3 separate regions of the Mus musculus genome follow, and regions 1 and 2 are each linked to region 3. Evidence: chromatin loops called from intact Hi-C (ENCODE). Cell type or tissue: left cerebral cortex. All regions are shown on one strand.

The links. Hi-C counts contacts between places; a loop is a spot of excess contacts. Peaks named below come from ENCODE experiments on the same cell type or tissue, not always from the same donor. Only the 100,000 strongest peaks of a DNase experiment are listed, where the experiment ranks them.
Region 1: a loop joins it to region 3, with 3 times the contacts of the local background. A loop is called at or near these places in 2 of 42 quality-filtered maps.
Region 2: it touches region 3 in a loop (2.4-fold over the local background); 3 of 42 quality-filtered maps call a loop at or near these places.

What each region holds. Positions count from the first base shown.
Region 1 is chr6:48,186,743-48,194,742 of GRCm38, forward strand. All of the region lies in intron 1 of Gm16630 (predicted gene, 16630), which reads right to left. Among named protein-coding and RNA genes, the nearest start is that of n-TCgca8, 4.4 kb to the left of the region's middle. In left cerebral cortex, no CTCF peak of the experiment used is centred here; DNase peaks (open chromatin) are centred at 1,774, 2,205 and 3,562.
Region 2 is chr6:48,082,066-48,090,065 of GRCm38, forward strand. Zfp746 (zinc finger protein 746) reads right to left here and starts at 4,528. Exons shown (of 7, transcript NM_001163475.1): 1 at 4,250-4,528; 2 at 1,241-1,540; 3 at 1,028-1,109; 4 at 89-202. The coding sequence starts at 4,273. In left cerebral cortex, CTCF peaks have their summits at 3,926, 4,562 and 5,446; DNase peaks (open chromatin) are centred at 1,922, 3,939 and 4,587; H3K4me3 peaks cover 1,817 bases; H3K27ac peaks cover 810 bases.
Region 3 is chr6:48,393,383-48,401,382 of GRCm38, forward strand. Krba1 (KRAB-A domain containing 1) reads left to right here and starts at 2,204. Exons shown (of 18, transcript NM_001347152.1): 1 at 2,204-2,505. The coding sequence starts at 2,494. Gm16630 (predicted gene, 16630) reads right to left here and starts at 2,026. Exons shown (of 5, transcript NR_152250.1): 1 at 1,256-2,026. In left cerebral cortex, a CTCF peak has its summit at 4,211; DNase peaks (open chromatin) are centred at 2,148, 2,573, 2,949 and 4,169; H3K4me3 peaks cover 1,761 bases; H3K27ac peaks cover 2,531 bases.

The DNA.
Region 1 (8,000 bases), 210 kb before region 3:
TTCAGGTAAGGGTGCACACAAGTTCGAAGTTGGAAGGGATTCCTCTCCAAGGTATAGGTCCAGCTCACATTGGAAAATAATTTTTGTTTGCTTTTAATTATTATTTTGGGGGCATTAACATACAAAGTAATGGGCTTACTTATGGAGTCTGTTATGGGGTCATTATACTGTTTTCATCCACACACCCTACTGACTTCCACTGTGTCCCTTTTTCCCACTACTTAGTTGCGCCTCCTGCTTTCATGTGTTCTATTACCCTCTCTGTTTCCCCTCTCCCTTAAGATGTCCTCCTCACTTCTTATGATTCCATTTTTAGTGCTCTGTGTCTCTGACACTGTCTCTTACACACACACACACACACACACACACACACACACACACACACACACACACACACACATTACACTTTTAAAACAAGGTTCTGCAAACCTGAAACATGAAGTATTTATCTTTCGGAGTTTGCCTTGTTTTTCTTAACATGATTTCCATGCACCTGACTTTCCTGCAAACGTCATAATTTTGTTCATTCTGCATGGGTGAATAAAATTCCAGTCTTATCCATTCACATCTATCTGGGGAAGGGGTATTAGCAGATTACTAGCCATTCTTGGTTATAGCTTTGAGGCAAGCAGCAGCTAGCCCTGTATAGACTACATGAATCATGAAGAAGTGAGGTCAGGGGGTCCCAGGGGCTGCAGTGTTTCCCAGAAACAGTCTAGGCATCAAGTGCTTCAGTGGAGGAAGCTAAGTCTGGTAGGCAGGGGTGGTTACAAGACTGGCTAGTGCAGTGAGGTCTCCAAGGGACTTCCTTCTCTGGACAGAGCACCAGATGAGGTAACAACCATCCAGAATCAGGAGAGCAGACACACTTAGGAAAGCTAGCAAGCTACCTCTGTTCCTGAACCATCCTCGCAGGAACCTCTAATGACAACTGTCCAATCATGTTCTGTTGAAACAGGTTCCTTATGGCAGAGTAAATATGGAAGGGTGGGTTGACAGGTGAGAATCACAGACTGATAGTGGCTGAAGTAGGACTCATTTGCTTTGGCCACTGGGTGTTCAAAGATGTGATACAGGCAGGACATGAGGCCGGCTGGTAAGACTGTCATCTGGCACTTCCATGGTTATCGTGACATGTGCTTGTCCTATGACGTGGTACCTTTTCAGCTGGACCTTAGAATGAACACACATGGGCACACCTGAGCCTAGGTGGCAGTGAGGAGCCAAGGCCAATTGGACTAGAAACTTCAATCTATGAAAATAGTTGGAGCCCTAATGGAGTCATCCATGAGCAAGCCTAATGAAAATGGATAAAGAAGCCATGAAAGAGGGTTTGTCACACACACCCATGCCTGTGAATAAAAGTACAACAAAGACTTTCTGAATCTACAACCCTGCATAAAGCCCACTGAAATCTTACACAGGAAATTCTTCTGGGTGGATGCCTGTCCAGTGTCTACTTGTTCAATGGTGGACAAACATCACCTCATTACCAGTCTTTTCATACTTGGATAAGTGTCTCAAATAGTACACACAGCCTCATTTTCTCTTGCTCACCTGGGTGTGTCTGTGGGTTGTCAGAGCCTGTGCATCCTGGATTCTAATTTCTCTTCTGTTCCTGATCAAACTCATTTTTCTGTAGAGCCTCTCTCCATGTCACCAGTTTTGGTTGACAAAAACCCAGTCTAGATCATTCAATTTGCATTCCAACTGCAGACTCACAGGCACTGTGACAGATGGCTTTATTTTGTGACACTAGATTTTCTGTGGCTTGTTATGCAACTTCACTGTGAATAAGACTGCTAATGCTGAAGTGGGTTTTTAGAGGGGTTCTTGTTGGGCCAAATCCCAGAAAGCATGGTTTTCTGTGTGTAGCAAGCAATCTGTTCCATCAGCTGCAGGAGGTGGAAGTGACTTTTGAGGGCAGGAAGACAGCGAGCGGCCTGTGAGAGCCTGGGAAGCAGAAAGTGTCCTTGGTGGTGCAGAGCAGGGGAGGGGGTGTTGGGTAAATGTTCAACTCTCGAGCTTCTTGCTGCAGGCTGCATTTGGCAAGGGGTCCCCAAAACATCTGAGTTCAGATGAGAACTGCCTAGCTTTATTAGCAGAATTTAAAGGTGGTATGGATTGCTCAGAAATTGCATAGTTGGGAAAGTAAGATTGATCTGTCCAAGACTATGATATCAGTTTAAGAAGGAAACTTGGCGCCTTCTATAGACACAACCTCAGGGAAAAGCCAACTTGACTGTGTGGCTTAAAAGCCCTTTTATCAGGACCACTGATATCACCAAGGTGGTGCCAGCTAAATAACTCTTGTTGGCAATAAGTGTTCAAAGGAAGATAGAGGGCTTGGTCCTATAGGAACCTGATGTGCCCAAATATTTACAACCAAGGCAGAGAAAAGCAGTATCAAAGAGAAGTGTAGTGATTAGTGTTGGGAATGGAAACAATTTTGTAAGCAACCCACGATTTTCCTGAGAGCTAGTATTAGCCGGCTTCTGTGTTGCTGTGTTCAAATATCTGAGGAAAGCATTTTAAAGGAGGAAATGTTTGTTTTGCTTGTGATTCCAAAGGTTTTCTGCTATTGTAGCAGGGGTGGTTAGCATGGGCATAGCAGATACTATGGTGGACAGAGGACAGGAATATAGGAAGATGCCAGGGCAAGTTGTAATGCCCAGGACATGCCCTATGACCTACCTCCTGTAGTGTGGTCTCACCACTATGTTTCAGGATTTTCAACTAACTCCATCCTATGCATGGTGAATCCATAGAAGGTTGAATCCTTCCTTAGGTCAGAACTACCATGATCTAATGAATCCTAGGAACTGCCTCCTCGACATCTCAATCTTTTCATGTTTCCTCCATCCCTTCAAGGTCACAATTAAGAGCCACTATTATAAAAAAAAATTCAAATTCAAAAAAAAAAGATCCACTATTATAGGCTGTATTCATGGTAGTGTGAACAAATTACTCAAAAGCAAGTAAGAAGGACCACTGCACCAATGTCATTGCACACTGGAGAGTTAGGCGTGGTAACTACTCAGTCACCAGAAATCACAGATTTCCAATGCTCTTTTCAGATTTATAGGGTAGTGGAAAAGGTAGATTCTCAGATGTCAGAGCCAAGAGTCATGAGGAACAGTGGTGAGAGCCACTCCTGTGTGGCAGAGCAAGCATCTAACAAAAGAAAATTCCTAATCATGGGGTGTTTTGTTTTGTTACTTTGGGAGTAGTTTGTCATGTGATAGTGAAAAGTCTAGAAATGCTCAAATTGGCATGTACAAGGGAACACATGTAACTCACTGCAGTAGAGAAGCACAGCTATTTCTGCCTGTATTTGACAAGACAGGTGCTCTACCCATGGCTCTACATTCCAACAGCATTTGAGAATTTCTCTTTTTCTTTTTAAATTCAGTTTCTAATACCATGTACACATGTGTCGTCTTTTTAGTATTTGAGTATAACTGTGTTGCTAAGTCTGTTCCCCTGAATTTGGAATGTGGCAGGTGGGGTGGGAGGGCAGAATCTTATCTATTTAAGTTCATGAATAAAAGAAGCCTCCAGTGTTAGGCTTGTTGCTAGGACAAAAGGCCTTGACAAAGACAGCCTAAGGGAAAGGGTTTGTTTTGGCCTTCAGTTTCAGAAGCCAAACACGGTGGGGAAGACATTTGAAGTCTGAGTGTGAGGCAGCTGTTCAGATCATATTCACAGTCAGAGAGTAAAAATAGATATGTCTATTCAGCTAGCTTTCTCTTTTACTTCAGTAAAAGTGGACCATAAACTTCTGTTTTGAGCAATTGATAAGTAATGGTATCATTTACAGAGATGCAGAAGAGAAGTGGGTTTTTGAGGGGCTGTTTATCATAGTTCATACAGGGTCCCAGACCCTTCGGTGACATCATCCATGGCTAGGGTTGGTTTCCTCTCTTATTAACATGATCTAGGAAAATACTCACAGACATGTCCAGCATTTGTTCCCACTGTGATTCTGTACCCTCTCAGGTTGACAATTGAGATTAACCAACTCAACAGGGTTTAATGTGGAGCACAAGATCCTGGGCTGAGTTTGGAAGGTAGGTTGGCAGCAGTGAGTGGAAGTTAGCATATTGTACATGTAGGACTAATCAAGAGGACAGCATGGTCAATCAAGCTCTGAGTCCCAGTTCAGACCTTCTAAACAGAGATGGGACCCACTTCCTGTTCCTTAGTCCTCTAATACACTTGGCATGAGACGGTAGGGAGTGCCTAGCAGAGTCTGGAAACCTGTTTACCTAGTCAGGATTCCTCATTTGTGTTTTTGTCATTGCCACGAAAGTGTCCCTTTGCCAGCTGCCACTCCTCCAGCACGAACAGGAAGCAGGCTGAGCCCCAAACACAGAGAGAAGACTACAGATGGGTCCACAGCTTGAGGCACAGCCTAGACCCTGATGGGCATCCAACCTACTAAACCACGAGAATAAAATGGTGTTTACCACCATGTGGGACTCAACTGTGGAATGAGGGGTTAGATAGCATTGCTGTGGAAGTGGCTGGCTACCTCAACCATGGTTCCCACACCTGCCCCTTCCCAACACCCATCAAGTATTTACTGAGAAGAAGAAGAAGAAGAAGAAGAAGAAGAAGAAGAAGAAGAAGAAGAAGAAGAAGAAGAAGAAGAAGAAGAAGAAGAAGAAGAAGAAGAGGCTTAAATTTGTTGGATTCAGGATGTGTGGATGGAGTAGAAAAGATGTTCAGATAAGTTCGAGAACTCTCAGAAATGTAGTGGTAACGTCATGGCTGGAAGTAGAGTATCTAGGCAGCTGCTGGTGGGTTGCTAGTTATCCTAGCCTATCAATGAATAAGATTTACAGTCCCCTGTGGGATGCTTTTTGTGGTAACATTGGTACTATGGTTTGGATAAGAGTATTTCCTAGAAGTCTCATGTGTTGGAGGCTGGAGAGATGGCTCTAATTCTAGCAGTTCAAGCACACACACAGTAGAAACAAAGGTCTGTAACTCTCCAGTTCCAGGGAATCCAGGGCCTTATTTTGGCCTCTATGGTCACTGCACACAAGTGGTGCACATAAACTCATGTAAATACACTTGCAGACACCTAAAGAGGAAATAAAAAGTGTAGAAAACAATTCCAACACAGTGAGGTTCAGAGATGAATCTTTGGGATAGTGACTCCATTGTGAGGGATCTCAGTCTGCCAATGATTGATCCACTGATGGAGCCACACTCTCATGTATTATTGGTGAGGACGTAAATTAGGAGATGGAGCTTCAGAGAGGAAGCAGACCATTGGAAAATGTCCCAGAAAGATAATCCTGTGCCCTGCCTCTCAGTCTGTCTTTCCCTGTTTCCTGGTTGTGGTGAGGTAGACTACTCTCCTCCATCACATCCTTTCTGCCCTTATGCACTGTTTTACCACTGACCCACATCGATAGGGCTAAGTGATCATGGACTGAAATCTCTGAAATAAATATGAAATGAAGTAAACGTATGTGGGATGGTAAACCGTGTCAGGAAGCTTGGTGGGTAGAGCTGGTTGAGACCCTACAAACTCACACCTGAGGTGGTAGGTGCCTCCTTGCTCCCTGCCTGATTCCTGGCCTGGAACACGTGCCACACTTCCCACATAAGGAAACTTGACTTGTGGTCATGTAGGCCCAGAACAGAGCTCTCCATGCTAAGAAGGTACCTAGAGGCCCTCAGGGTATAGCCAATAAGCTTCCCTTCCCAGACATTCCTCCCCGCAAAAGGTATTTAATCTCAGGTCCACCCTGAGAAGTTGGTACAGTATACATCTGTTTTCCATAACGAACAGTCAAGAAACAGTTTAGAACCATGGACTGTCTCTTTCATCAAGAGTCACCATGGAGAACTTGGAGGGGGTCTTTGACTACTGAGCTGCAGCCTAAGCCTCCTGCAGGAGGCCTCTCTGTGCTTCCAGCCACAAATGTAGCCAAGTGCCCGGTGTGGTGGTGCACGCCTTTAATCCCAGCACTTGCCAGGCAGAGGCAGGCAGATTTCTGAGTTCTGAGTTCGAGGCCAGCCTGGTCTACAAAGTGAGTTCCAGGACAGCCAGGACTACACAGAGAAACCCTGTCTCAAAAAACAAAAAACAAAACAAAACAAAACAAAACAAAACAAAACAAATGTAGCCAAGCTAAGGACAATTACTGCTGAGCTAAGCCATAGCTCCTCTTTCCTCCAGGCCCTGGGCCCCCACAGCCTTACAAATTCAAATATTGTAAAAAATTTCACTTTAAAAATATTCAGTCTCTTTTAATATCCAAAGTATCTGTAAAACTCCCAAATCTCTTTTTCAAAGTTTAGAGTCTCCCAGCTGTGGACTCCTGTAAAATCAAAAATAAATGAAATACCTTTTTCAAGAAGGGTTGCAATCTGAACAAAACAAATCCAAACTTCAACAGTAACAACTCACTGTCCAGTGTCTGGGATTCACTCAGGATCTTCTGGGTTTCTCCAAGAGGTTTGGGTCACTTCTCCGTCTTCATCCTCCATGACAAATATGGCTGTCTTCTAGGCTCTGCCTGGCTCCACTCCCCAACAGCTTCTGTTTTGATGGTCATTCCATGGTACCGGCACCTCCAAAATGATGGGATCTCTGATTCACTGGGCTGTACTTTCATAGAGTCTCTTATAGGCTCTCTTCATGATGCCAAGTCTCAACTTCTCTGCATGACCTCTTTAATCCTGGGCCTTCAGTTGCCACTGAAGCTGCCCCTGTACCAATGGCCTCTCCTGGCCTCTCACAGTGCCAAGCCTCAGCTGCTCTCCATGACCCCTCATGCCTTCAAAGCCAGTATCACCTGGATGACACTTACACATTACCAAGTCTGGCTGTCAGCATGAGGTACAACCTTGGCTGCCTCCAGAACACAGCTACTGCGTGTTGATTCCGAGGAAACACTTCCCAAAAGATTTCACCCCACTGATGCTTGTCTCTTCTTAATCACCACTAGTTTCTCAGCTCCAGTTAACCACCATCCACTGACCCAGGAAAGCAAAGGTTTTACTTCTATGGTTCTCGTCTCCTGCTAATCATAGCTGATTCTTTAGCTCCAGCTGACTGGAATCACAGATTCTCAACTCAAAATAGCAAAAAAGCCTTGATAGACTTTAAATAACTCAAAATTCACTTTGGAACAGTGGTTTTCAACCTGTGCATCACAACCTCTTGAGGGTCAAACAACCCTTTTCACAGGGGTCGAATATCAGATATCCTGCATATCAGATATTACATTACAATTCACAGCAGTAGAAAATTAGTTATAAAATAGCAATGAAAGTAATTTTATGGTTGTTGGTCTCCACTACATGAGGAACTGTACTAACGGGTCACAGCACTATGAAGATTGAGAACCACTGCTTTAGATCTTCACAAGCCAAGCCTCCTTTGTCTGTATTTCTCTCAACACTCCTTTTTCCCCACAAGCTCCCATAGAACAGATCACAAAACTTTGAGCATTCAATGTCTTTTCTTGCACAAAGTTCCAAAGTCCTTATACAACTTTCCCCAAATCAACACGGTCAGGTATGTCACAGCAATACCCTACTAACCTGGTACCAATTTCTGTCTTAGGGTTACTATTGCTGTGATGAAACACCTTGACCAAAGCAACCTGGGGAGAACGGGGTTGATTTGGCCATGCTTCCTGTTACTGCTCACCATCAGAGGAAGTCAGGACAGAATCTCAACAGGGGATGCGGTGGAGGACCTGGAGGCAAGAGCTGGTGCAGAGGCCATGGAAGGGTGCTAACTGGCTTGCTCAGCCCTTAAGACCATCAGCCCAGGTGTGACCCCACCCACAATTGGCTGGGCCTTCTCACATCAATCTCTAATTAAGAAAATGCCTTACAGGCTTGCCTGATCTTATGGAGGCAGTTTTTCAATTGAGGTTTCCCTCCTCTCTGATGAACTTGTATCAAGTTGACTTAAAACTAGTCAGCACAGTAGTGTGTGTGTGTGTGTGTGTGTGTGTGTGTAAAGTTCT
Region 2 (8,000 bases), 310 kb before region 3:
AAGAAGAGTTACACCACCCCTGGACCTTTACTCTTGATGTGTTCATTTGGTCACTTGGTGTGTCCCTGACCTTTTCCCAACCCTTCACCTGGACTTGGGTCCACAGGAACCTCCGGGACCTTGGGCCCAGTGCGACGCCAGGTGCATGGCTCCTTGCCTTGTTCAATCTGGGAGAGGACCTCAGGTTTGGAGATGGCATAGTCTGAGGAAAGATAGGAGGTTAATCTTGCCACATTCTCATCAGAAGCTGGGGCAGGCATTTGTAAAATCACTAACAGCCTAGAAACTAAATGTCTTGACTGATGCAGAACAGCAGTTGTCAATGGTAGGCATTCTGCTCAAAGTCTTTGAACAGTCTTGTGTAGAGTCCAGAGGGTGGGAGAGATGCTCCTGCGCATTCAACAATGCAAGTAAAAGACCCCACCCACTGTTCATCTGTCCACAGAGCTCATGGTGCTGGACAAGGCCTCATTAAGCAGCAGCAGCATGTCTGCAAAGCAGAATCGCACCAAATACTCTTGTCCAGGAAGGAAGACTATGAAGAGGGTCTTTCAGAACAGTAGCTCCAGGGGCAGGGGCAGTAGGGCTTTGGGGCAGAGAAAGAATATCTGCTTTGAAAGGCAAGGTCTACTACTCTTATTCTCACAGACCCTGTGCTGTGTCACATAAAAGCCACCCACTCCATGATAAGAGAACAATTCCTCTGCTGCAGTGGAGTTGATTAAAAATACAGTGCAGAGCTGCCAGCACACCTGTACTCCAGTCTCAGCCAAAATGGAGATGTCAGTACTCTGGGCCTAGTGAGGACAGAGGTCACCGCTTTCCTTGGTCTGCTACTCCGTCAAGCAGAAGGGAATATCTGACTCTACTGAACAGCATGAGGAGGCAAGAAAGGAAGGTCGGGGGAGAGGAGTCTCCTGCTCAGATTATCTAGGGGTCTGCACATCACTGACATGACAACAACCATGTCACAAAGAGGTCTGGGACTCGTAAAATCCCACCTTACAGAGGTGTATACTATGCTTACCCAGGGAGACCAGTGTCTCGTAGTTGCCCCTCATCACATGCTTGTAGAGCTCCTTCTGCCAGTCCTCCAGCTTGCCCCACTCCTGATCAGAAAAATACATGGCCACATCATCAAAGGTCAGAGGCACCTGAAACCACAGTGTCACGCTCGCTCACCGACACACTTTCAGGCATGGACCCTCAGGCTCACCACCCCAGAGCTCCCAAAAGCTACCTTGGGGACCTCGCCCTTGCTGCCTGGGGGAAGCCGAAGAATCCAGAAGTTCCGGTTGCGTAGCAGATTCTCCACATTTTCCAGCCGCCGCTGCAGCAGCCCATATTCCTGCAGCAGGGTTCCCAGCACGGCCCACTTGCCCTCCAGCTGGTTGCTGAACTCCACAGCTGTCTTCTCACAGTCAGCCAGCTTCTTCTCTGCCATCCCAGTTCGACCTTCTAGAGAAAGCAGTCGAGCAGCCTGTGATTCAATCTTCCTCTCCATAGCCTGAATTGTAGCTGCCATTGTCCATGGAGAAATCTTTGAGAAAGAAGAGAAACCAGCATCATTCTTTGCACTGAGCCTTCAAGACCCCTAGGCCTAGGGGAGCTCATGTATAGGGGAAGTGATAGCCTCTTTGGGTATAACAGAAGTAGCCAGAGTCTGGCAGGTGCCTTGCCTTAGGACCGCAGAGCACACTGTGTAGATTCCTATCTTGGTGCTTTCCACCTTATTCAGTCATTTCCTGTATGTCGCTACAGTGAGCATCTCTTCTGGTGGACACTGTGTCTTTTCATAGCACCGCGCTAAACACATGGTAAACACACAGTGCACTTTTGCAAAATAAACAATGACTTAGCATTGCTGGGCTGTTTTAGTGGATGAACGATACACTGCAGATTTACTAGAGCCCAGCCTGCACTCCTGTCACAATCGCACAGGAACTGCATGATGATGACCCAGCAAAAACTCCAGCTGCTCAATTGAGAGGTACAAACAAGGAGGTTGCTCAACTGCTTTTTTAAAAAAGCATTTCATGTCCCCACTTAACAGACAGATAAGCTCAATGGCTAATTCCCCTTCCTCTGGGACAATCTGATTTGGTCCTTTCTTAATTGCCCCTCCCCCATGAGCTAAAATTACCATTACTGCCAATTTTAACCAATCAAAGAACTGAGTATTTTGCTTGGTTTTTGTGATGAAGTCTCACATAGCCTTGGCTGCTCTAGAACTAAGTGGCAGAGGATGGCTTTGAACCCTTGGTTTTCCTTGCCTTTACCACCCAAGTTCTGGGGTGACAAGTGTGTTGCTATGCCTGGCACTGAGTTGGACTCTTTATACCACCTGAACTTCCTTTAAGGTAAGAATCATTCTCAGACATGAGCTGTCCTGAGATCAGGGATAAACTATAATCTGGTGAGGAAGGCAGATAGTCATACTTTTCACATGTGCAACAACAATCATAAGACTGATGCATCCCTGTCATTGGGAGTGGCATAGAGGCTTTAGTGACTACCTACTGGGGATAAAGAACACATTTGGGTAGGGAATGGGAGGAGCTCTTCCATGTACATCTAAGGTGCAACCCACAGGGTAGATCAGAGATCCTGTCATGGGCGCCATTTCTGGTCAGTGCCTGAAGATGGATGTTTCTTATATTCTAGAAGAATATTCTTGAACAAAAAAGATTGGTGACTGTTTGCAAACAAACAAACAAACAAACAAACAACAACAAAAACAAAACAAAACAAAAAACCAAAAAAACCAAGTTCTAGAAACTAGTGTGGACTCATCTGAGTTGCTGAGAACCAGAAAATGGGAAGACATGAGAAAATGGGGACATGAGAGCTTGACCAGAGGCAGAAAAGCTTGCCTGGGTGGTGCTCAAGAGTTCCTCAGGCTGTACAGAAGGAAGGACACTGGCTCTGACTGGGGACGTTCAGTGGGTCTCAGATGGGTTCTGACTGGCAGAACTGTTAGAGGGAGCAAGTGCTGTGGAGGACACTTCTGGTCCCTTACTCCTCAGGACCAGCCCTGACTGGGATTGCCCCAGACTAGAGTCTATTTCAGACGTATCCTTGTACTTTGCCACCCATTCTCTCTGCTGCAATCTGTGTGTTACACAAAGACATTTGCACAAACATCTATCTTGTTGATGTCATTCTTGTTTAATTTTTTTTTTTAAATGGGGTCCATGGTCTTTGACCTGTGTAGTTGGAAGTAGGGGTTGTGCTCTACTGAAGCCTAGCACCTTGCTAACTTAAAGCGAAGGTGGGATAGTCAATTGCCAAACAGCTAGGGAAGCCAGTACTCTGAGACCGGAGTCACTGATGCCAATTCCTTCAACTCTTTCCTACCCATATGACGAAGCCCAGGCCTTCCCAGCCCCTTCCATTTCTGCAGCCTCATATCCAAAACCATATCTCCAGGCTTGTGGACCAGTTTTGCACTGTCCTGTGTCTGGCCCTTGCCTCTCTTTGCCCAAGCCCTAGAAACCCTAGCTAACTCAACTCACAGAAGCACAGATTACCTGGCTGGGCGGGAGGAGCACCAGAGTCTGCTAAGCACCTGCATTCGAACCTCCACCAGGTTGGCTACGACCTCTTTCTGTTCGACCATAAGGCTACTCGTGTACCTGGACTGCTTTCCTTATTACAGACATTGAACTGTGAGAGCACTGTCTTCCCACACTTTTCTCGCTGAGATTCTTGGCAAGTTAACTTCGTTGGGCCTTCAGCTTTTCTTTTGTATGAAATAATAACTATAATAGTTACTACCCCACAGGTTTGCAGTGCAGACAAAATCATGCCTAAACCGGGCTGAGTGCAGCGCCAGCCTGGCTGGACAAATACGAGCAGTCCTCGCGTGCCGCCTGAGGAGGGTTGGGCACATAGTGGGTGCTCACTGTCTACAGAATCGACGTCGGACACCTCCCAGGTGCCACCAGGCCGCTGGGGGGAGCTGGGAGAGGGAAGCACCGGCCCGGCGCTGAGGAAGGAGCCCGGCCCGGGGACGCGCAGACCGGGAACTTGGCGCAGGTCGGCCTCCCGGGCGCGGACGGCCGTTCCCTGCGCTCGGCTCCACCCGGTCCGGTAGGCCCCGGAGGACCTCGCGGCCGCCCGCCGCAGCCACAGGACCCGCAGGCCCGGTCTGGCCCGGAAGCCCTCCTGGGGCCTGCGGCACAGTGTGCTGGGCCCCGGCCTTCCGGGGCCCGAGGCCGCGCAGGCCAAGCGCGCGGGCCGCCCTTACCGGAGCCGCGGCCGCCTCGGCCATGGCCCTGCGCTGTCCTGCTCGGCGCGAAGGAAGTCGACGCCGCGGCGCGCGGCCCCACGCAGGCCCGGCTGCCGGGTCCTCTCCGCCGGCAGCGCCGCCCGGGCCTGCCGCTACCTTCCCCGCCGCGCTCCTCGCAGGCCGGCCTGCTGCCGCTCCGCCCGCAGCCGCACCGCCGCCGTCAGCGCCCGGCCGCTCCACACTGCATCCTGGGAGCCGGTGCCGCGGCCAGGCCGACGAAGGCCCGTGAGGCTTCCTGGAGGCAGCGCGGCGGCACAGCTCCACCTGCAGCTCGAGCGGCGAACGGCAGCGCCGGCACCCGCTTGCCGCCGCGCTTGGCCCCGCCCTCCTCACGAGGCCCCGCCTCGGCCCGACCTCCGACCACGCCCCCGCATATCGCCACGCCCCCCGCGGCGCCAGTGCTCACCAGCGATGTGCCACCTGGTTTGGCGGTATAAAACTTGGGGGTACGGCCTCGGCAGGCAGTGCGCACCCCGGCACGGTCACTTCCGCAGCTGTCCAGCTGTAGCACGCCTATTTTTGCCTTGAAATGGAATGAATGCTTCCAACAATAGAAATATGGCTTGATAAGTCACAGTAGGTTCTCTGTAGGATTATGTATGTGTGTTATAATAAACATTTTAATGACACAAAAAATGTGGGGTTTCTATAGTATGTATACTATAATAAACATTTTAATGACATGAAAAATGGGTTAAAATGCCATCGTTTAAAATCTTTTTGAATGCAGTTGGAGATACAGTTCAACGGCTAAAAGTACTTGCTGTTCTTGCAGAGGGCTGGGTTTCAGTTCCCAGCATCTCACCACAAGCTGTAGTTACCGCAGATCCAACGCCCTCTTGTGATATATCAGGTAAGCGTGGAAAGATGTTGAACGAGAGTAGTCCGGAACTACTTCATTTTGGCGTTAAAATGCGTAACAAATGTATAACAAGATGTGTGTTATCATGTGTATTATTCATGTTCATACAGTGTTCATATAAAAGGTTATGTCTAACAAAGTTTAGGTAGGTTTGGAAGCATGTCCATTAACGTAGTGCCAGTAGACCCCAGACCCCTAATTTTTTTCAATTCATATTTTTGTTTTTTAATAACAAGGAAAGGAAGAAAAAAGTCAAAATGTAAAATTTCTCCAGAAGCCTAGTGTGGAGCCCCGTGTGGCAAAGAAGATGTATTGCCATTCAGAATTGCCTTCCATGCCACCCCCTAGCAGGAGCCTGCAAGACCAGTGCCTGAGATCTTTTTGTTGTTGCCATTCGTTATTTATTTTATGATTTACTTTTATTTTTGATTATGTATATGCACACATATGTATGCAAATATGTGTACGCGTGTGCAGGAGGTCAGGGGTCTCAGGTTCTGGGAGCAACCTGGGAACTGAAGTTTTGTTCTTACTCTTAATAACTGACCCTCCTTCCCCAGCTCCCTGACTGTGCTGGCTAACTTTATGTTAACACAAGCTATAGTCATTTGAGAGAGGGGAATCCTTTTTTTAAAAAATATTTTTATTAGGTATTTTCCCTCAATTAAATTTCCAATGCTATCCCAAAAGTCCCCCATACCCACCCACTCCCACTTTTTGGCCCTGGCGTTCCCCTGTACTGGGGCATATAAAGTTTGCATGTCCAATGGGCCTCTCTTTCCACTGATGGCCGACTAGGCCATCTTTTGATACATATGCAGCTAGAGTCAAGAGCTCCGGGGTACTGGTTAGTTCATAATGTTGTTGCACCTATAGGGTTGCAGAACCCCTTAGCTCCTTGGATACGTTCTCTAGCTCCTCCACTGGGGGCCCTGTGATCCATCCAATAGCTGACTGTGAGCACATCCACTTATGTGTTTGCTAGGCCCCAGCATAGTCTCACAAGAGACAGCTATATCGGGGTCCTTTCAGCAAAATCTTGCTAGTGTATGCAATGGTGTCATCGTTTGGAGGCTGATTATGGGATGGATCCCTGGATATGGCAGTCTCTAGATGGTCCATCTTTTTGTCTCAGCTCCAAATTTTGTCTCTGTAACTCCTTCCATGGGTGTTTTGTTCCCAATTCTAAGAAGGGGCAAAGTGTCCACACTTTGGTCTTCGTTCTTCTTGAGTTTCATGTGTTTTGCAAATTGTATCTTATAGAGAGAGGGGAATCCTAACTGAGAAAAACAAATGCCTCCATGGCCTTGACATCAGCACCAACCTTCAGGTTTCTGCCCTGCTTGTGTTCCTGAACTACTTTCTTCAATGGTGAATGATGCTTTGAAGTGTAAGGAGGAGAAACCCTTTCTTCCCCCAAGTTCTTCTCATGGTGTGTTGCATTGTGGCAAGAGAAACCCTAAGTCACGGACTGAGATCTTAACACTTCCTTTATCCTCTCCTCAGCCTGCGTGGTCTGTAGGGGTGTGAGAAGGGATGGAGCCATTAGAATACATCCTTCTTATTGTGTAAAAATTGAATTTACCCTGGGGACTGCCCTGGGTGAGCACTTATTCTTAATATTTGAGGAGGCTGGTTCCCCAAATCTAATTTTCTTCTTTTCCTGCTAGCTCAGCTGTGTTCTGAGATCTCCAAAGTCTTGGGATTGCCTCTCAAAATAATTACCCGGATCCCCTGACATAGAGTCTGTTCTTCAAAGGATGAAGTCCACTCTTACCCTTACTACAGGGGACAGCTCTGGCATCTGCCCCAGGTCCTTTCCTATTGTTTCTTTTGGTACTTCTTCCAAGGAGGAATTCCCCCCCCCCCACCCAAAGCATCTCCTCTGCTGGGGTGAGCCCATAAGTGGGACTGGTTTTATGATCTAGAGGAATGTTTTTAAGGAAAACACCTGGCAAGAGTACCATTGTAGAGGTGAGCGCAAAAGAGGCGATCAGGACCTGTGGTTGTTAGCTTTGCTGCAAAGTCCTGGATTAAAAAAAGAAAAGCCAAGGCACCTTTCCACTGAAGAGCCACGCCCACATGTGGTTCTTATTTTCTTCAGCTTTTCTTTGGAGACGCCCACAGCCACGCTCTCAGCTGTGGTTTGCTTTTTCCTGAGTATCTATCCTTCTGCTAACCTTTGTGTCTAAGTTGATATTAAATATCTTTATTAACTCCAACTCTTCTCTGTTTAAAAAACAAAACAAACAAACAAACAAACAAACAAAGGGCCAGGGCTAGAGAGATGGCCCAGGAATTAAGAGCACTGTCTGCTCTTTTCCAGGACCTGGGTTTAGTTCCCAGCATCCACATGGTGGCTCACAACTGTCTGTAACTCCAGTTCCAGGAGATCTGATACCATCTTCCTATCTCTAAAGACACCAGGTGTACACATGGTACACATACCCACATGCAGGCAAAACATTCATGCATATAAAATAAATAAATCTAAAGCAACCAAAGTCAGCAAATATTTTAGAAGAAGCCCTGTTAGCCTGGGAGGTAAAGTCCAAGGGTCTCACAGTGGTTATGAGAATGTAAACAAATAACCACATAGAGTGACCAACAGCTTCAACTGTGGGTAGTAAACCTCTATGGGGCTGTGTAATTGAATGTGGGGATCTTGAAACCTTTTTAACAGTGAACAGTTTCTGAGTGCAGGAAGACCAAAAAATTAATTCATGGAGACCTGGGAGCCTGGAAACCTGCAGCTTCTGCTATTAACTGCCAGAGATTCTTGATCAAGTCAGCCAGTCTCCCTGGGTCTCTTTGTCTCATGTGTAAGATGTCACCCTAGAAACATAC
Region 3 (8,000 bases):
CTGTAGAGCAAATTTTAAAAAACAAACTCTTCTATAAAACCTTCATCATGGGAAATTCCAAAGTCTTTTAGGTGACCTCATAGATGGAAAGAAAACAGTAATGAAAACCAAAAAGTTTTTAAAATTCCAGCTAATTTTCATATGCAGAAATGGATAGCACAGTTTATTGCTCACAGAAACTAGCTGTTGCATTTGAGTAAGACAGCTGGCTAGTCCACTCAAAGCCAACTCATCAAATGGCCAGGTAACCAAATACCAAATATGTAAGAAGTTAAGCTCTCTGAATAGCAATGTACTGAACAACTAATTGGAATTACTAAGTTTCTTTTTTAATGTATTCGATTTCTATTCCATCCCTTGAGCTCATGTGAAATTGTTGAGATCAAACTAGAGCTACTTATGTTAAACTGATAGAATCACTATGTCAACCACTGACAGAAAATGTCAAGAAGCCCTGGTGGTAAGGATGGGGTTTCCTCACACATATCTGCTGATAGCAAGAATGGCCACAAAAAACTGCCAAGACCACAACCTTGCACAAATGCCATAGCAACCTTGTAGGGAAAAAGCTCTTCTACAAGGCTGCCCACCCAGCAAGTGTCTGCCCAAAGCTGGACTAACAACACCTTTGTTATAGCCAAGGACTATCATTTCAAAACAACTCTGCAACCTTGCTCATTTTAGAATGCCAGCACTCATGATGCAGAGGCTGGTGGAGCTCTGTGAGTTCAAGGTCAAACTGGTCTTGTTACAAAGCAAGTCCACAATAGCCAGGGCTGGTTACACTGAGAAACCCTGCCTCAAAAAAAAAAAAAAAAAAAAAAAAACAACAACAACAAAAAAAACAACAAATATAAAATCTTTTCCCTTCCCTGAACACAATCATTGTTTGTCATGGTATCACATCCCAGACTACCACCCCTGTTATCTGGAGTAAAACTTTTTAATGTAAAGATTATAAGGGCTGGTGTGGAGGCAAAAAATAGTCAAAAGGGTAATGAATGGGCAGCAGTTGTTTCTGTAACTTTAACAACTGGCCATTCAGCCAGTTTGATGGTGTAAGCTCTTCTTAGTGACAGATGGCCCAAATCTCCAAATGTTGCACCAAGCCCAGACAGGAGGACACTTAAAGCAAAACAGCGTCAAGACACTTCACATGCTGTAAATTATGTCTTCCTTTTTTCTTTTTGAAAGGTTTTGAGAGGATTTTGTGGCTTAGGGATCATAGGTCCCTGGCTTGAGGCCTAGGACTTACCCTGAGATGCTACTGGAGATGGACTGAACTTTCAGTTTTCTTTTTCCATGCTGCGGTCCTGTCCTTAGAGTGTGAAGGAAGAAATTCACTCAGCTGTGCTGGGCAGTAATGTTAGTGGTCTCTGCTCGATCATGTGTTCTGGCATGCCAGCATACAAAGCCAGTATGCCAGTGGAGCCCACGTAGGCCAGAGTCACTAAAGAGCTATGCTGGGGTGGCTAGGGAGAAATCGTCCTTCCTCGGATCGCAGATAAGGGGACGCCCCTGCAGACATTTTTAGGAGTGGAGAGCCGAGAACAAGTCCTGGGTATGGTGGCTTCTGCTGTGGCTCCAAGCACCTGTTTCAAAGCTCCAAAAACTTCTCTTTGAGTTTTTCCCATACAATGAAGGGAAAGACGAGGGCTCCAGGAAGGAAAATGAGCCTCAAAGTGCAGCCTAAGGACTATGTCTGCACCACAGAGACAGCAGCACAAATGAATCCAGAGATGGGGCACACACTTAGTCCACACATCATACATATATTTAAGCCTAGCGTTTGTCAGGAACTACTGGGGCCGCCACCATCAGTGGGCAACACGAGCAAGCAAATAGTCACATAAAATGTAGTGATGCAGATCAGTGTAGCGGTGAGCCACTGTGCCCTGGCCCTCAGCCACTCAGGGTCGGGTTTACGTGACTGCAGCCAACGGGAGAAACTGGTCCCTTTTTATCCATGCATCCTAACCTGGCACCTGTACAGGGCGCACTCAGAAAGCGCCGGATGCTAAAGAGAACGGAGGAGTGGATGGTTGGTTATTTGGATGAACGGTTGTTTGCACCTGAGCATGCGCAAGCCGCAAGCTCGACAGGATGTAACTAACCAGTGCCAGGCGGGTGCCTGAACCTGAGGAGCTAGAGGTGTGAGGGACGGAGCAGTAAAGGAGAACCCCGCCACACCCCCTGAAGCCACGCCCCAGGCACGGCGCCCTCTGGGAAGTGTAGTCTGCGCTTGCGTCGTTACCGCTGTGAGGCTGGGGGCTGCGGGCGGAAGCGGGACCACCCCTCCCGGGATGCGAAGCGCCAGACCGACCCAGACGAGCCAACTCTGCGGTTCTCGGTGTAGCGAGTTCCCCGGCCCCGCTTCCTGTCGTGCAGAACTGGGCCGCTGTCCCCGAGGGTCTCGAGGGTCTCGGTGCAGCCTCCAGCCAGAGCCGCACCGGAAGCTGGGTGGGCCAGGGAGTCGCGAAGCTGAGTTCCGCCATGGCGCTCCAGGTAAGACGAGCCGTTGCGGACCGACGAACGCCGCGGTCGGGCTTCTTGGTGCAGCGCAGTCCCCAGGGCAACAGGCCCGGGAGGATCCGTCACCGCCGACTTTGAGCTCGAGTGAGCCGATCAAGGTCGGCCAGTGCCCAGAATTCCCTAACCAGAAGTCTAAGGCTCTCCCCTTCTCCCAGGACACACGGACCTGGAGCTTTTTTTCTACCTGGGGAACTCATTCCTTTGGCTTTTCATTACAAGATCGTGAGAGGGTGTGCACGACTGAAGCCTCAGCAGGTCTTGGGGGAATAACTAAATCTGACATTTATTTTTGTTAAGATACGTAATCCCCGTGAATTGGGCCGGAAAAGTGGGGAGAAAGAAAACAGATCGAAGTTAATGCTGGTAAAATATGTCAGTCCCAGAGCTGAAGAAGAGCCACATCAGTTGTTGTGGCCTAGGTACAGTTTCGGCAGGATCGTGGGCTGTGAAGATGCCAGGGCAGTTGCTGCACTGCCTTCTGGGTAGACACCCAGAGTCAGATGTGCAATTTTGGTCCACGAGCTTTGGCCAAACTTAGGCAACTGTGTTGAGGTCGTGGCTGGACATCACTAATACCCCACAAGAATCTCAGGAGAAACGATAAGCCAGGTAAATCGAACATTGTCTGGCCTGGAAGCGTCTTTTTTAGCTATGGCTAACAGGTAGCCCAAGACTCTTGCTCAGATACTCCCACTGGCCCCATCCTAGAGTCTGCTTATTTGGGTTTTCTGTTCTGTAGATGAGGGAATTGAACCACAGATCTCTCCAACCTGATGTTCAAGGAAGAGTATTCATATACTGCATAGAGAAGATGGTCAGGCACGGTCTCTGAGAGTACAAGGTCCCAGGCTAAGGAAGAGGGGCAGAGATGGTCTAAGATCTTTATGTTCATTGTGACAGGGGTGACAGAATCACAGGGGTGTGTGCACAGTCTACAGTTGGGGACAGTGAGTAGCAGCCATGGTACAGGGTCTGACCCTGGTAGCCTGAGGCATGCTGGGGCAATGGGGCTAGGCTGATACAAGACTGAGTGCTGAAACTAAAATTTCATACAGAGACTGACACAGTTTCTTAGGAAGCCATCATGGGAGTTATGAGCAAGGAGATTGATCATCTACAGTGGTCCTAGTTAATCCTGGAAGGTTTTCTTCTGATGATTGGGCAGAGGTCCAGATGGCAAGCCAGCGGTAGCTGTTCTGAAGTTAATCTCCCCATCCACTCTGTCTCTTCCCCTTCCCCACTCCCTGTCCTTCACACACACTCTCTCTTCCTTTGCTTTTTATTTATATTTTTGGAGACAGACTCTCATGTGGCTGAAGATGACTTTGACCTGACTGACCTTCCTACAACGGCCTGAATCATAGGCATGTGCTACCATATCTGGCTTTGTGTGGCACTGGGAACTTAATTCCAGCGCATGCTAGGCAAACACTTTACCATCTGACCAACATCCCCAATTCGACTTCTTCCATTTGGGAAAGCTCTGAAGGGAGCATCTCTCCACTCAGAGCGAGTTCTCATCCGCATCAAAACAAAACCCTGTCAGTGAGGATGGCCTTTTGAGGCTAGTTGGAGAGAGGCCTGGAAAACATTGCAGGCAAAGGCCTAAAGGAGCCAGCTATATTTAGCCTTGAGATAAAGAGCCACCTATGCTGCCCCCCAGAGTCAGGAGTGGTGTATAGAAGAGCCTGAGGTGGAGATTAGGCAGATAGCCTTGGTGACACGAGCCACAGCATTTATGCTAGATTTATTGTAGCCTATGGTAATTAATCCTGTCTGTACAGTATCCCTGTGGACTAGGATATGATCCACTAGTACAGATGAGTTTGCTAATGCTCAGATAGGGCAGCCATTTGGCTGAAGTCCCATGACTAATATGTGGTCATTCCGTGCACCTTAGGTTGTGGCTCTCAAAAGGACTGAGCAGTCTCACAAAAGACTAATAGAAATGCTGTGGCTTGACAGTATCCTCTGAATTTCACCTGTTAGGAACTTAATGCCTAGTGTCATGTTTATGCTTTGTTGGAAAGTCATTGGGGTTGATGGGTGACTGGGGGAGTAGTCTTGTTTAGAAGGCCTTTCTGGCTTGCTTTCTCTGTTTCCCCATCAAACTGTCACGTACCATACGATGTGGCAGGGAGGCCTTCAACCAGCATGGCCCCTTGACCCTGGATTTCTCAGCATCTGCAACTGTAAGAAGTCAATTTATTTTCTTTATAATCACCCTGTCTCAGGTATTCTGTTATAGTAATCGAAGCACAGGAGGAGGGAAACCAGGTGCCTACTTCTAGTGAGAAATGAAGCTGACAAACTGAAAATGCATGCAGATACAGCTGTTGAAATATCTTGCCTCCTGTCTCCTTTGTATTTCTATGTTAAAATACCTAAGATGGGTCACTTATAAAGAACAGATTTTGGCTGAGTGTGGCAGTGCACACCTTTAATCCCAGCACTTGGGAGGCAGACTCTCTTGTGAGTCTAAAGCTTGCCTGACCTACATAAGTTCTAGGACAACCAGAGCTACAATAGTGAGGCTGCCTCTCAAAAAGCAAACAGTAACAAACCAGATTTCTTTTCCCCCCACAGTTGTAGCTGCTGAGAAATCTAACGTGTAAGGCAAGGACCTGGTGCCTGGCAAGGGTTGCCTTAATGTGTGGTTAGCTGCTTTTCTGGTTCTGACCACAGACCTAGCAGAAACACCTAAGGGAGGCCAGGTTTACTATGACTCATGTTTTCAGGGGGTTCAGTTGTGGTCATTTGACCCCTGTACTTGGGCAGAACATTGTGGCAGCAAAGTGTGCATTCTCTACGTCTTGGTGATTGGGAGATAGGGGGTTGGGTATGAAGGAACCAGGAGTACTACATCCCAAAGGGCCTTACTCAGTGATGTATTAGGTCCACTTTGTAAAGTTTCTATAGCCTCCTAAAATCATTCAGCAGACAGGGAACAAACTTTTAAAACATGAGCTTGTGAGCACCAGGAGGCTCTTCACATCCAGTAGCACTGTTGTCCCACCGTGGAAGGCGGAAGAGCAGAAGAGCACGAGTAAGAGAGGAAGAAGAGGCTAGCCCCATCATTTTTATCAGGAAATTACTTCCCCCAGATAATGGCCTTAATCTGTGTATAGCTTAATCACTCTCACCTAAAGTGAACCCTGCATGGAAAGCCAAGTGCTAATGCAGAGCTGTCTCATAAGCATACAGCTGTGGTAGCCTGAGCCATGCTGCTATTTAGGAGGAGTTCTGCTATGGAGGCCATAATATGCAGGTCATGTGGCCAAGGCCAGAGATCCACAAACAAGATTTTCTTTTTTGCTGAACTCAGTTTGTAAGCCCATGCTATTCTGTAGGAGCACCCTTCCTTCTGGCAGGGTCTGAAACAGCCGGCCAGTTCTAGCTCTTTGGGTTGCAGGCCACATTGGGTTGGGTCTTTGTGTTGCCATGGCTTGGCCACACAGTCCAGTGATTCCCTTAGCCATCACAGTGAGAAGGTTAGATTATAAACAGGGGCTTCTATTGTTTGGGCTTTATGGCCCCTTCCTTCTTGATGGTGTAACTTCTCTGATCCCCTGTAGTTGTCTACTAAGTGCATGAGGTGGTCAATGTTCATACACCATAATTTATATGACTTTTAAGGGATATAAGTGTTCATCACATCAGCATCTATACATATTTAAAGTGTGGGAGTAAAATATGGATATTTGGTCTGCAGGAGGCACACATATGCCCATTTGGACCCTGAGCTGTTATGGCAGACCTGGGAATCTGCTCTCAGCAGCTTCTTCCCACTTGCCAGCCCCCATGGTTCCCAGGCACTGACTGCTAGGATACCAGAAGGGAGAGGGGGAAGAGGATAGCACCAGAAGAGACCAAAGGACAGAGCTGTCACAGAGATGCCAAAGGGGAGGCTAGAAAGTGATGGGTAGAATACATGGGGGTGGGGGTAAGATGGCCAAGTGTAATGGGGTCCTGTGGTAGGGTCCCCCAAGAGCATCTGAGGCTTAGAGACACCTATGAGGATTCAGGCTCAGTGGGTAGTTAGCTCCATAGCTATGTCCATGACAGTGGAAACACATCTGATAAGTCCGGCAATCGCAAAGGCACCATCTTTCGGGTGACGTCAAGAGGACATTTGAGGGCAGGTTCCCAGAGGCCTCCAGTGCAGTCACCAGGAAGCACTTAGCTCGCCCAGCATGATGTTGAATGACCTATGTAGAATGTTCACTGTGGGAATCTTGCCAGAGATTCCAGACCCAGGATTGTTAGTGAGAACAGGTCAGTCAGTCCACTAGCACTTGACCCAGTTGAAGACACCTAGAAAGAAGGTGTATGTTCAGCACAAACTGCATCACACAGATTAGCCTCTATAGCTGGTCTTTGTTCCTTTGTAGGTTCTTTTTCCCACGGTTTATCCCCCTCCTGTTTGTTTCGCTATCACTAGATAGGAGAGAAAGGATAGAGGGGAGACAGAGATAGAGACCTCTGAATCCAATTTCTTTCCTTTTGTTTCTTCTTTTACCCTGCTACCAACAAACTGCAACCAACCCCCCTGAATGACCGCCAACCCCACCTATTGAGGCTCTAGCATTTATATACCCACTGAAAATCCCCAGAACTCCAGATGTCACACAATCTCAGAAACTCTGCATCTGGCAGAACCATGCCTCTGCTAAAGCATAAGGCAAATCACAGTCAGCTGCTTCGGAGCAGCCCCGTAGTCCCACCCCTGGGATTAAAACAAAAATAGTCTTAAAATGCTTTTTTCTTTTTAAAGAAAAAGAAAAAAAGAAACAAAAATTCCAGAATTCTCACCACAAGCCTGTGTTGACCTCTAACTGGTTAGGTAGAAACCCTTTTGAGATGCACATTTCCAGGTGACTGCCTGGGGCCACCTGGTGCTAGATATTTTGAAGGGCAGTAGTGCCGTTGCCTACCCTGTTGGCTCTTTATTACAGAACCTAAGATTGTCCACATTTTGTGTGCTAGGAGGCCAACAAGAAATGCAAAATGGCTCCCTGCTAGAGGTTTGTGGAATACCTGATATGTTCCTGAGGGATAGTGGCCATAGTGGGCCAGAGCCACAAGTTAAGCCTGGGTAGAGAGTCTGCTGGGTTGCCCAGCAGGCCATAGAGATGGTTGGGAATGCACAGTGAGCCAAGAGGCAAAGTACACTGCCTCTGATCCCTTCTGGGCTTCCAGATGTCGGCAGTCAGTGGAGATGCTGTCCCTGGCCAGATGTGTGACTGGAGCCTAACTACTTCAAAACGTCAGGACTCTGGGTGCGTGAGTCCATGTATGCACATTGATGGCTGTCAGCTGTCAGGAATGGCAGGCAGAGAGATGTCGGGGAGTGGATGACAATGCTGCCAGTTTGTAGCAGAGATAGTTTTTAAAATCAGTGACACAAATGCATGAAATAGGCAGTAGAGTCTCCTCTGCCTTATTAGAAGCGTCGCCATTTTCTTTAC